Linked DNA regions of Homo sapiens: regions 1 and 2 are each linked to region 3. Evidence: chromatin loops called from intact Hi-C (ENCODE). Cell type or tissue: PC-3. All regions are shown on one strand. Region 1 has its middle 24 kb from the start of ARHGEF19. Region 2 has its middle 3.7 kb from the start of SZRD1. Region 3 has its middle 5.1 kb from the start of FAM131C.

Region 1 (4,000 bases), 110 kb after region 3:
GCCCACCACCACGCCCAGCTAACTTTTTGTATTTTTAGTAGAGACAGAGTTTCACCTTGTTAGCCAGGATGGTCTTGATCTCCTGACCTCATGATCTGCCCGCCTCGGCCTGCCAAAGTGCTGGGATTACAGGCATGAGCCACCATACCCTGTCAAAAAAAATTTTTTTAGAGATGATGTCTCACTATGTTGCCCAGGCTAGTCTCAAACTCCTGAGCTCAAGTGATCCTTCTGCCTCAGCCTCCCAAAGTGCTGGGATGACAGGTGTGAGCCACTGTGCCCGGCCTGGGCAGAGCTCCTCCTGAGAGCCCGTCTGAGTGGGCTCGGGTACAGCACTGGCACATCCTCCGTGTCTTCACTTCCAGCCTCTCAAGCTGTTGTGAGAATCCTGGGGGCTGGGGAACATGCTTACACTTTGAGCTGGAATCGCTGCAGAGCTAGGGTCGGGGAAGTTGTGATAGTCAAGGGCTTCGGGGAGTAGGCCTAGGTCTGGTGGGTCTGGTTTCAAAGAAGCTCTGCCTTTTACTTGCTGTGTGACTTCAGGCAAGTCACTTCTCCTCTCTGAGCTTCCCTTTCCTTCTTAGTAAAGTTTGGCTGAGTTGAACAGAACCTGCTCCTAGCAGAGTTACAAGGATTAAAGGGCATAATTGGTGCCAATGGAGTGGTAAACAACACTCAGTGCACAGTGGCGGTGATTTTTATTGTCCCCTTATTCAGTCAAGAACTTGGCATATCCGGGGCAGTGGCTCACGCCTGTAATCCCAGCACTTTGGAATGCCGAGGTGGGTAGATCACCTGAGGTCAGGAGTACGAGACCAGCCTGGCCAACATGGCAAAAACCCATCTCTGCTAAAAATACAAAAATTAGCCTGGCATGGTGGTGCATGCCTGTAATCCCAGCTACTCAGGAGGCTGAGGAAAGAGAATCGCTTGAGCCTGGGAGGCGGAAGTTGCAGTGAGCTGAGATTGTGCCACTGCACTCCAGCCTGGGTGACAGAGCGAGACTCTTAAAAAAAAAAAAAAAAAAAGGGAGGCATGGGGGGCTAGGGAAGGGATAGCATTAGGAGAAATACCTAATGTAAATAGCGGGTTGATGGGTGCAGCAAACCACCATGGCACGTGTATACCTATGTAACAAACCTCCATGTTCAACACATGTATCCCAGAAATTAAAGTATAAAAAAAATTACACCAATATAAAGAATGGATACATTATGTGAGTTACTGTGCCATGTGATAATGAAGTTCAAATTGTAAATACAACCACTAACTATTTCTGTGATTCATATTTTTATATAAGAAAAATAAAAAGAAGAAGAAGAACTTGACATGAAGGACTGGGACATCATAGGACCAAGGGGGTGGTCTCTGGAGCCTCTGAGCATGTTTCAGACTTAGGAACCCTCACAGCTGAGGCCAGGACTGGCCATGTGCTCCTGTCTCCAGGGCTCTATGCCCTCCCTTCCCTCTACCCAGCCCACTGCCCCTGCCCCTACTCCCTACCCCTGCCCCACAGACACAGCCAAGCCTCAGGAGGACTCAACCCACAGGAATGTGGGCAATGAGCAGGCTGCGCTCGGAGGACCCCGCTATCCCAGCCCTGGGCTCTGCCGCCCTCTGGTGGCTGGGCTGGGAAGGATGCTGCTCCCATTACTGCCGTTGTAGAACCGCAATTGCCCTAAAAAAATAAAATGCTGTTGCTGCTACTCATGATGATGACGATGATGGCGATGACGATGATGATGATATTCATTGCTTTATGGTTTGCCAAGTACCTTCTCCGTCAATCATAGGCTGCACCAAACAGAGTGCAGGGTTCTGGACTGAAATCAGATGGGAATGTAAGTCCCTAGTCAAGTTCCAACTGATTATGTGACCTTGGGCAAGTCATGTCACTTCCTTGAGCCTCAGACTCCTCATCTGTGGAACGGGGTGACAAAAATAGGGTTGTTATAAGGATTAAAAGACCTAACACCTGGCCGGGCGTGGTGACTCATGCCTGTAACACCAGCACTTTGGGAGGCCGAGGTAGGAGGACTGCTTGAGCTCAGGAGTTTGAGACCAGCCCGGGCAAATGGTGAAACCCCACCTCCACTAAAAATACAAAAAATAGCCAAGCATGTTGGCACATGCCTGTAATTCCAGCTACTCAGGAGGCCGAGACTTGAGAATCGCTTGAACCCAGGAGGTGGAGATTGCAGTGAGCCTAGATCACACCACTGCACTCCAGCCTGGGCGACAGAATGAGACTCTGTCAAAAACAAAACAAACAACAACAACAACAACAAACCATCTATTGAACTAAATTGGCCTCCAAAATATACCCTTCTGGAATTTAGGTGGCTATTAAAAGACCTAACACCTGGCACTTGGGTTGGAGAGAATAACATGGCTGTCGTTATATACTAATCCTTGGCCAGTCTGTCCTGGGAGATCAACTCCCCTTTGCATAGGGCTTTTTCGAAGTCCTTTTCCAAGGCATCACCTTCTTGTAGCTGCATTATCATGCCCGTTTACCAGATGAGGAAACTGAGGCTCAGAGAGGGGAAGCAGCTTGCCTAGAGCATCGTGGCTTATAAGTTAAAGCAAGACTCAAGCCAGGTCCACCTGCCTCCAAACCCGGTGCTGGACTTTCCCACACCCTGCTTTGGAAACTCTAAGGAACCTTCCAATCCCCCAAATCCTATTGCCTCATTTAAGTAAAGCAGGCCTGGTTTCTGCCTCCTTCAGTGCCCCTCTTCTCCTCCCACACCCTTCCAGCAGCCGAAACGCTAGACCCAATAGCTTACCCCTTCCTCCTTCCTGACCAGCTCCCAACCCTCAGGGCAGCTCATGAGCCAAGAGCTTGAGAGTGGCTTCCAAAGGTCATCCTCTCCACCCCGCTGTGCCCCACCCAAGCAGATGACTGTTCATCCTGTTCTTCACGCTGCTCAGGGGAAGAAATTCCCCAGCTTCACTCCCTCCACTCGCCCAGGTGTCTGAGACAGTTCCCACAGTTGGCAAACTCTGCCTTAAGTCCCACCAGAGTCCCTCCTGCTACAACGTCAGCCCATTTATTTTAGTTCTTTCTCCCAGTAGCATCAGAAATACAATCTGGGGGGAGACAAACGCCGGGAGAGTGGGATCCTGGGAAGGGGAAGGCACACTTGGGGACAGGAAGTGAGAGCAAACCCAGGTTCAAATCCCGGTCAGGGTGACAAGAGTGGCCAAGCGAGGCCAGGCGCAGTGGTTCACACCTGTAATCTTAGCACTCTGGGAGGCTGAGGGGGGCAGATCACTTGAGGTCAGAAGTTCGAGACCAGCCTGACCAACATGGTGAAACTCCGTGTCTACTAAAAATATAAAACTTAGCTGGGCGCTGTGGTGGGCGCCTGTAATCCCAGCTACTCAGGAGGCTGAGGCAGGAGAATCGCTTGAACCCAGGAGGCAGAGGTTGCAGTGACCCAGAATGGTGCCACTGCACTCTAGTCTGGGCGACAGAGTGAGACTTCATCTAAAAAAAAAAAAAAAAAGAGCGGCCCAGTGGGTCTCCTGGTGTCCAGGGCAGTCTCAGCCCAGATGGGGCAGCCCCGCCCACAGCCCGAGGGCATCCAGACCCTCCACCCCACCATACTGGCACCAAGTAGCTCAAATGAGGGAAGAGAGCTGGGGTGGGACTTGGAAGCAGAGCGGGTCTGAGGGGCAATTATGAGCTCGGGCTCAGGGTTCATGCAGAGCCGGGCTCAGACCCAGCAACAAATATTCACTGAGCTGCTCCTGGGTTCCAGGCATGGCAGTTGGCAATGAGGCCACAGCACTGGGAAGACAGCCAGAGGCCCTTTCTTCATGGATTTCACGGTCCAGTGGGGGAGACAACAGAAAACAGGTCACCACATGGATCAACAAGGAATCCCAGAGTGGCCACTCGGCTCTGCACTGTCCCCCTCCTGTCACCTCCATTTCAGCTCTCAGGATGCAGCTTCAGTGGCACCACCTCCAGGAAGCCCACCCTGACTGCCAG
Region 2 (4,000 bases), 280 kb after region 3:
GAAAGTTATCTCGGCCGGGCGAGGTGGCTCACGCCTGTAATCCCAGCACTTTGGGAGGCCGAGGCGGGCAGATCACCTGAGGTCGGGAGTTCGAGACCAGCCTGACCAACATGGAGAAACTCCATTTCTACTAAAAATACAAAATTAGCCGGGTATGGTGGCGCATGCCTGTAATCCCAGCTACTCGGGAGGCTGAGGCAGGAGAATCGCTTGAACCCGCGAGGCGGAGGTTGTGGTGAGCTGAGATCATGCCATTGCACTCCAACCTGGGCAACAAGAGCGAAAATTTGTCAAAAAAAAAAAAAAAAAAAAAAAAGCTGGGCGCAGTGGCTCATGGCTGTAATCCTAGCACTTTGGGAGGCTGACGCGGGCAGATCACAAGGTCAGGACTTTGAGACCAGCCTGGCCAATATGGTGAAATCCCGTCTTTACTAAAAATACAAAAATTAGCCAGGCGTGGTGGCACGTGCCTGTAGTCCCAGCTACTCAGGAGGCTGAGGCAGAAGAATTGCTTGAACCTGGGAGGCAGAGGTTGCAGTGAGCTGAGATCACGCCATTGCACTCCAGCGTGGGCAACAGAGCAAGACAAGACACCGTCTCAAAAAAAAAAAAAAAAAAAAAGTGGACTCTCTGTCTCAGGAAAAAAAAAAGTCACCTGAGGTCAGGAGTTTGAGACCAGCCTGGCCAAGATGGAGAAACTGTCTCCACTAATAATACAATACACCGGGCTGGGCACGGTGGCTCAAACCTGTAATCCCAGCACTTCGGGAGGCCGAGGCGGGTGGATCACCTGAGGTTAGGAATTTGAGACCAGCCTGGCCAGCATGGTGATACCCGGTCTCTACTAAAAATACAAAAATTAGCCAGGCTTGGTGGCAGGCGCCTGTAATCCTAGCTACTTGGGAAGCTGAGGCAGGAGAATCGCTTGAACCCGGGAGGCAGAGCTTGTGGTGAGCCGAGATCACACCATTGCACTCCAGCCTGGGCAACAAAGCAAGATTCTGTCAAAAAAAAAAAATTAGCTGGGTATGGTGGCCCAGGCCTCTAATCTCAGCTACTCAGAAGGCTGAGGCAGGAGAATCGCTTGAATCCGGAGGATACAGTGAGCCAAGATCACGCCATTGCACTCCAACCTGGGTGACAAGAGAGAATCTCCATCTCCAAAAAAAAAAAAAAAATGCAAAAACTTAGCTGGGTGTGGTGGCACACACCTATAGTCCCAGCTACTCAGTACTCAGGAGGCTGAAGCAGGAGGGTCACTTGTGCTTGGAAGGTGGAGGTTGCAGTGAGCCATGATTGTGCCACTGTACTCCAGCCTGGTGACCGAGTGAGAGCAGAAAGAGTGAGAGAGAGAGAGAAAGACTCATGCTTTAGGGCCTCTGACAATACCTGTGTATTGTGTGCCTCAACTTTTTTTTTTTTTTTGAGACAAAGTCTCACCCTATCGGCCAGGGTGGAGTGCAATGGCATGATCTCAGCTCACTGCAACCTCCGCCTCCCAGGTTCAAGCGATTCTCCTGCCTCAGCCTCCCTAGTAGCTGAGACTACAGGCGCGTGCCATCACGCCCAGCTAATTTTTGAATTTTTAGTAGAGAAGGGGTTTCACCACGTTCAGGATGGTCTTGATCTTTTGACCTCATCTTCCACCTGCCTCGGCCTCTCAAAGTGCTGGGATTACAGGCGTGAGTCACGGTGCCAGGCCGCCACTGCCTCAACTTTTTGGGCTTATCCCTGGAAGAAGAAACTGCCACTACTTTTTCAATTTTAGAGCTAATTTGGTTCCATCCCTGATTTTACAGATGAGGAATCAGACTGAGAGAGAAGAGACTTGCCCAAGGTCACAAGGGGTCTATGTGATTAACTAAGACTGACCTCCTGGTTACCCATTTTGTGGAACAAAAACTATTTCATTTGCAGCATTTTCAGATGATTTCCAAGGTCTCCATCTTTCTTGTCTCCTTGAAAATGCAGTCCCAGAAATGCACAACTAATGCTTTTGTTAAGGGTCGTTGCCCAATATGCTAAATTGTAAGAAACCATCTCCCTCTGCTGGTAATATGGCATAACGACAAAGCTTAAATATAGGAGTCACTTGCATTTAGGAAAAACTATTGCTCCAGAACGAGGTTATGTCTGACAGTTTCTGTATACTTTTTTTTTTTTTAGACGGACTCTTGCTCTGTCGCCCAGGCTGGAGTGCAGTGGTGCGATCTCGGCTCACTGCAAGCTCTGCCTCCCAGGTTCACACCATTCTCCTGCCTCAGCCTCCCGAGTAGCTGGGACTACAGGCGCCCACCACCACACACGGCTAATTTTTTTTTTTTTTTGTATTTTTAGTAGAGACGGGGTTTCACCGTGTTAGCCAGGATGGTCTCAATCTCCTGACCTCGTGATCTGCCCGCCTTGGCCTCCCAAAGTGCTGGGATTTACAGGCGTGAGCCACCGCGCCCAGCCCCGTCTGACAGTTTCAACCACTTTGCTGTTGCCAAGACTCAGTCAGGATAATTTACTTCAACGAATGGGTTCACAGTAGAATGTATTCCAAGTAAATATAATCTCACAGAGTGAATAAGCCAAAAATCCATGAAATTGGTGAACTCAACAGAATTACTGAGTTTTTGTGTGGTTTTTTTTTTTGGTTTTTGTTTGTTTGTTTGTTTTTTGAGATGGAATCTCACTGTCACCCAGGCTGGAGTGCAGTGGCATGATCTCGGCTCACTGGAACCTCCACCTCCCGGGTTCAAGCGATTCTCCTGCCTCTGCCTCCTGAGTAGCTGGGATTACAGGCATGCGCCACCACGCCTGGCTAATTTTTGTATTTTTAGTAGAGACGGGGTTTCACCATGTTGGTCGGGCTGGTCTACGAACTCCTGACCTCGTGATCCGCCTGCCTTGGCCTCCCAAAGTGCTGGGATTACAGGCGTGAGCCACTGCGCTCGGCCGAGAATTACTTGAGTTTTAGAGACTTAAAAGCTGCTAGTGGAATATCCATGTGGAGATGGCAATAAGAAGCCTAGCTGTAAAAATCAGAATCAGAAACACCAGGTCAGTTCACAGCTAGAAGTCAACTTTGGCAGTCTTCAGCATACAGTGGGTGGCTTATACCATGAACATCTAGGTAAGAACAGTGGACTGAGGACAGACCCTGGAAATGAACAATATTTCAGAGTCAGGAAGTTGTGAAACCAGAGAATTAGTAAGCATATCACTTAAGCTTCTAAATAAAGACCAGTAACATTTAACACATGGTTGCAGTTTATGATGATAATCATTAAGAATACAAATAACAGGACGGGCAGAGTGGTTCACACCTGTAATCCCAACACTTTGGGAGATTGAGGCAGGCAGATCATCTGAGGTTAGGGGTTCCAGACCAGTCTGGCCAACATGGTGAAACCTGGCCTCTACTAAAAATACAAAAATTAGCTGGGCATAGTGGCAAGCACCTATAGTCTCAGCTACTCGGGAGGCTGAGGCAGGAGAATCACATGAACCCAGGAGGCAGAGGCTGCAATGAGCCAAGATTGCGCCACTGCACTCCAGCCTGGGCGACAGTGAGACTATGTCTAAAAAAAAAAAAAAAAGAATACAAATTATGAAATTTCACAGCAGGAAGGTTTTACTTCAGAAAGATTAATGGCATACTAAAAATACAAGAAAAAACACATTCCAAGTCAGATAACTTGGTTATAGCAGCCAAATGCAACACTACTGAATGACATGTATTTAAAACTGAGAGAAAAACAGGAACATGTCAGTAAGAATATAAACACATGGTGTTTGCTTATCTCCCTGCCTTTTTTTTTTTTTTTGAGACAGAGTCTCGCTTTGTTGCCCAGGCTGGAGTGCAATGGCGCAATCTTGGCTCACTGCAACCTCTGCCTCCTGGGTTCAAGCAACTCTCCTGCCTCAGCTTCCCAAGTAGCTGGGATTACAGGTGCTTGCCACCACATCCGGCTAATTTTTGTATCTTTAGTAGAGATGGGGTTTCACCATGTTG
Region 3 (4,000 bases):
CCATAGCCCATCTGCCCTGTGACCTTCCACTGCCCGCCCCCAGGGCCCTCTTTGCCATGCCGCTGCTGGGCTAGAGTGGAGAGGAGAGAGTGTCCAGGCTGTGCCCTTCACACCTAGCAGCCCATTCTCTTGCCATGATTTCGGGGATCCAGGCAGAACCCCCACTCCGGTGGCCTTGCTCCGAGCATGCATCAGCCCTGAGTGCCTGGCCCTGATTGGCTGGGCACTGGAGCGTGAAGAGGAGCTGCTGCAGGGTTTGATCAGAGAAAGATTAATCAAGGCCAACCATTACAGCGATGAATCAGACCAGGCCCTGCCCTGGCAGCCCTGGGGGTGGGGCGGGGACGCTGCAGGAGCCACGTGCATAAATAGCGCAGGGTCAGGGTGGACAGTGCTGCATCTCCATGCCAGCCAAGTGTGTGACAGGAGAGTCACTTCTGCCAAGGGCTATGGGGATGGCTTTCAGGCGATCGTGACCCTAGAAGCGGATTTTGAAGGTCGAGTGGGCTGTTGGTGGTAGAAGGCTCTGTGTGCACAAATGTTTGGAGGCAGGGGGCCACAGCAGACTGGCATATATGACATCCAGGGACCAGTGGGAGAGGGTGGGGCTGGACCCCTTCCCCAGGCCCCAAACATCGCAAGAAGGGCAGAGCTTGAAAAGCAGAAAGAGAACAGCATCAGAAGCCAGTCAGATCTGGGTTTGAATCCTGTGCCAAAACCAACATGCAGTAGATCCATGCTCAATAAGTATTTGCTGAATGAATGCGAGAAAGTGAGACTTGCCCAAGGTCCCATATCTAGAACGTGGGACTGGTTCAATCAGCCAGGACTGATTCAACCTTTCATTCATCCAGCAATTGCTCACTGAGCACCTGCTGTGTGACAAGCGCAGTCTGTGCCGAGATTACGACATGAATGAGACGGACAAGGGCCCCGCTCATTGGAGCTTATGGTTCTGGTGGGGGAGGCAGGTGTTAATTCAATAATGACCCAGATACATTTAGAATCACGGCCCTGGAAGCGCTCAGAAAGGAGCCCTTGAGAGTGAAGAAGAGGACTTCATCTGGTCCCAGGCATGAAAGGCACATCCAGAGAAATGACAATGACAGAGCCCACAGCTGATGGATGGGTGGGATTTAGCTAGGTAGAGAGAGGGGAGGGCCTCCAAGGCAGAGGGGCTGGGCAGAGAGGCTAGGCCATGGCCACGGTCCGGAGGTGGGAGGGAGGGACCAGGTCCTGGGAGGAGGATAGAGGTGGCAGCTCCTGCAGGGCCTCACAGTGGAATCTGGTCTTTGTCCAAAGCACATCTCTTGTTTCCTCATCTGTGAACCAAATCCCCCCTCCATTCATTCTCGGTGAGATGGAGGTGCACATGAGTTTCCAGGAGAATTCCCTGCTTTCTCTGGAGGTTTGGCCCTGCCTGGGGGGTTCCAGGGGCCAGGACTTGGGGCCTTTTGGTGGAGGCTGAGAAAGAAGGCCACAGGCTGACCTCAGAATGGGCCCACTTTCAGCTCCAGGCTCAGGACTGGGGGCTGCTGGCTGGAGTTGGGTGTCAGGTCATCTCCCTGCCTCACCCCCAGGCAACCAGCTGGACTAGGGAAAGAGAGAGAAGGGTAAACTCTCAGTCTGATGGGGGAGACAGAGCCCTCAGGGAGCTCCAAGTCTGACAGAAGAGACACGGCAACTGTGCTGGGCATGGGGACACTGAGGTGAGACCAGCCCCCTCCCTGGGAGCTTTCAGTCTGATGGGTAAAGAGGTGTTCTGGGCTGGGCACGGTGGCTCATGCCTGTAATCCCAGCACTTTAGGAGGCCGAGGCGGGTGGATCACCTGAGGTCAGGAGTTCGAGACCAGCCTGGCCAACATGGGAAAACTCAGTCTCTACTAAAGATACAAAAAAAAAAAAAAAAAAAAAAAAAAAAAGCCAGCGTGGTGACATGCACCTGTAATCCCAGCTACTCTGGGGGCTGAGACAAGAGAATCGCTTGAACCCAGGAGGCGGAGGTTGCAGTGAGCCAAGATCACGCCACTGCACTCCAGCCTGGGTGACAGAGAGGGACTCTGTCTCAAAAAAAAAAAAAAAAAAAAAAAAAAGAGGCGCCCTGAGTTCATCTCTAAAATGCCCGGCCCTGTCCTGGCCCATGGTGGCTGCTATGTGACAGGGTCCCTTCCTCAAGGTTCAGAGGGCTGGTACTCCAATTCCTAGATCTCAGGATCTCTGCAGGTAGAAGGAAGCCCCCCTGCTAGAACTGTTGCTTTTCCAGAGCTGTGAGTGTGAGGCAGCCGCTGGCCATCAGGGGGCAGCCTGAGACAGCATCATTCTCTGTTGCTTTCCTTTTCCTTCCTCCCGCCGTCTGCTGACCCAGAAAGTACCCTGCTGGTAACTCAGCCCCAGCCATGGCTCTGGGTGGTGCATGCTGCACCCTGCACAGAGGAGCCTGGCTGAGTGGGAGGGGACCAAAACCTGCCCGTGCTCTGGTCCCAAAGCCCTGAGCTCTACCGTTGTGTAGAGCTCTGTGTCTGCCCCAGGACAGGGAGGTTTTTTCCTAGCACAAAGGTGTCACTTCCTCTAAGCTGTGCACTCACAGGGTGCATCTACCCAGAGGGAAGGCCTTTTACAATTTTGCACAAAGTCTCTGTATAGCCTAGCCAGGCTCCTGAAGTCAGACAACACGTGGTCCTGACCCCCATTGTACAGATGCGGAGACTGAACCCCAGGAAAGGAACCAAGGCCAGTTAGGAGCACAGCTGGGACTGGAACACCACAGCCAGCAGGACCCGCTGCTCCAGTCTGGAGGAGTCAGGTGCTAGGTGTCACTTCTGGTGTCCTGGCCCCGCCTGGGGTTTCCCCGGGGCTAGGACTTGGGGCCTTTCTGGGGAGCCTGAGAAAGTCACAGGCCGTTCTCGGAATATGCCTACTCTCACTTCCAGGCTCCGACTGGAATTGGATGTTAGGTCAGAGCCCTCCCCAGGAAAGCAGGCTGGACTAGGTGGGATAGGCCGAGACAGAAAGTTGAGCCCCTAGTCTGATGGGGGAGACAGAGCCCTTAGGGAATTCCAAGTCTGATGCAGGAGACACAGCCATGCTGCCAGGCCCTGTCCTGAGCACTGGGAACACGGATGAATCCAGTCCCTGTGCCGGGGAAGCTCCTAGCCTGGTGAGTAAACAGGTGTTTACTCCCAGCCCCAGTGCGGCGAGAGCCCTGCTGACCAGGTCAAGCCATTAGTGGGAGCTTGAGGGGCAGTTTCAGGTGTCTGGGTTATTAACAGTGCCAATAATCGGCAGGGTGAGGTGGCTCATGCCTGTAATCCCAGCACTTTGGGAGGCTGAGGCGGGTGGATCACCTCAGGTTGGGAGTTCAAGACCAGCCTGACCAACATGGAGAAACCCCGTCTCTACTAAAAATACAAAATTAGCCGGGCACGGTGGCACATGCCTGTAGTCCCAGCTATTCGGGAGGCTGAGTCAGGAGAATCGCTTGAACTCGGGAGGCAGAGGTTGCGGTGAGCCGAGATCGCGGCATTGCACTCCAGCCTGGGCAACAAGAACGAAACTCCGTCTCAAAAAAAAAACAAACAAAATAAAACAAAACAAAACAAACAAACTAAAGAAAAACAGTACCAATAATCATCATGGCAGCTGAGGCCTTTCTGCGTGTCAGGAGCTGTCTGGAGACCCTTACCCTCCTGTCCTGTTTCACCCTCCCAGTAACTCTAGGAGGGGGAGAAGGTGGTCCAAGCCATCATCATGCTGGGGCAGCCCTTAAACTCTTGGCAGTCCCCTCTATCTTGACCTTCAGGGCGATTCTGAGCCTGGAAACCCCTGGGGCCTGAGCATCTCCCCCATTCCTGCCTCTGGACATTTGCACAAGCTGCACACCCTGTCACAATCAGTCCATACCTCACACATCCTTCGAGTCCCACAGAGGTCTTGCCTGTTTTACTCTCTGTTCACACCTTTATTCATCAAATATTGATTGAAGCAGCACCTACAATGGGTT

What was found. A loop is a pair of places that touch in the nucleus more often than their neighbours do. Peaks named below come from ENCODE experiments on the same cell type or tissue, not always from the same donor. Only the 100,000 strongest peaks of a DNase experiment are listed, where the experiment ranks them.
Region 1: a loop joins it to region 3, with 10 times the contacts of the local background. A loop is called at or near these places in 109 of 110 quality-filtered maps.
Region 2: it touches region 3 in a loop (11-fold over the local background); 85 of 110 quality-filtered maps call a loop at or near these places.

What each region holds. Positions count from the first base shown.
Region 1 is chr1:16,186,314-16,190,313 of GRCh38, forward strand. No RefSeq gene overlaps it. Among named protein-coding and RNA genes, the nearest start is that of ARHGEF19, 24 kb to the right of the region's middle. In PC-3, a CTCF peak has its summit at 1,620 (motif pointing left); DNase peaks (open chromatin) are centred at 1,638 and 2,878; H3K27ac peaks cover 3,704 bases.
Region 2 is chr1:16,361,500-16,365,499 of GRCh38, forward strand. No RefSeq gene overlaps it. Among named protein-coding and RNA genes, the nearest start is that of SZRD1, 3.7 kb to the right of the region's middle. RefSeq lists enhancers at 1,960-2,009, 2,080-2,229. In PC-3, a CTCF peak has its summit at 2,046 (motif pointing left); a DNase peak (open chromatin) is centred at 2,032; H3K4me3 peaks cover 251 bases.
Region 3 is chr1:16,076,758-16,080,757 of GRCh38, forward strand. No RefSeq gene overlaps it. Among named protein-coding and RNA genes, the nearest start is that of FAM131C, 5.1 kb to the left of the region's middle. In PC-3, a CTCF peak has its summit at 2,287 (motif pointing right); DNase peaks (open chromatin) are centred at 294 and 2,334; H3K27ac peaks cover 2,249 bases.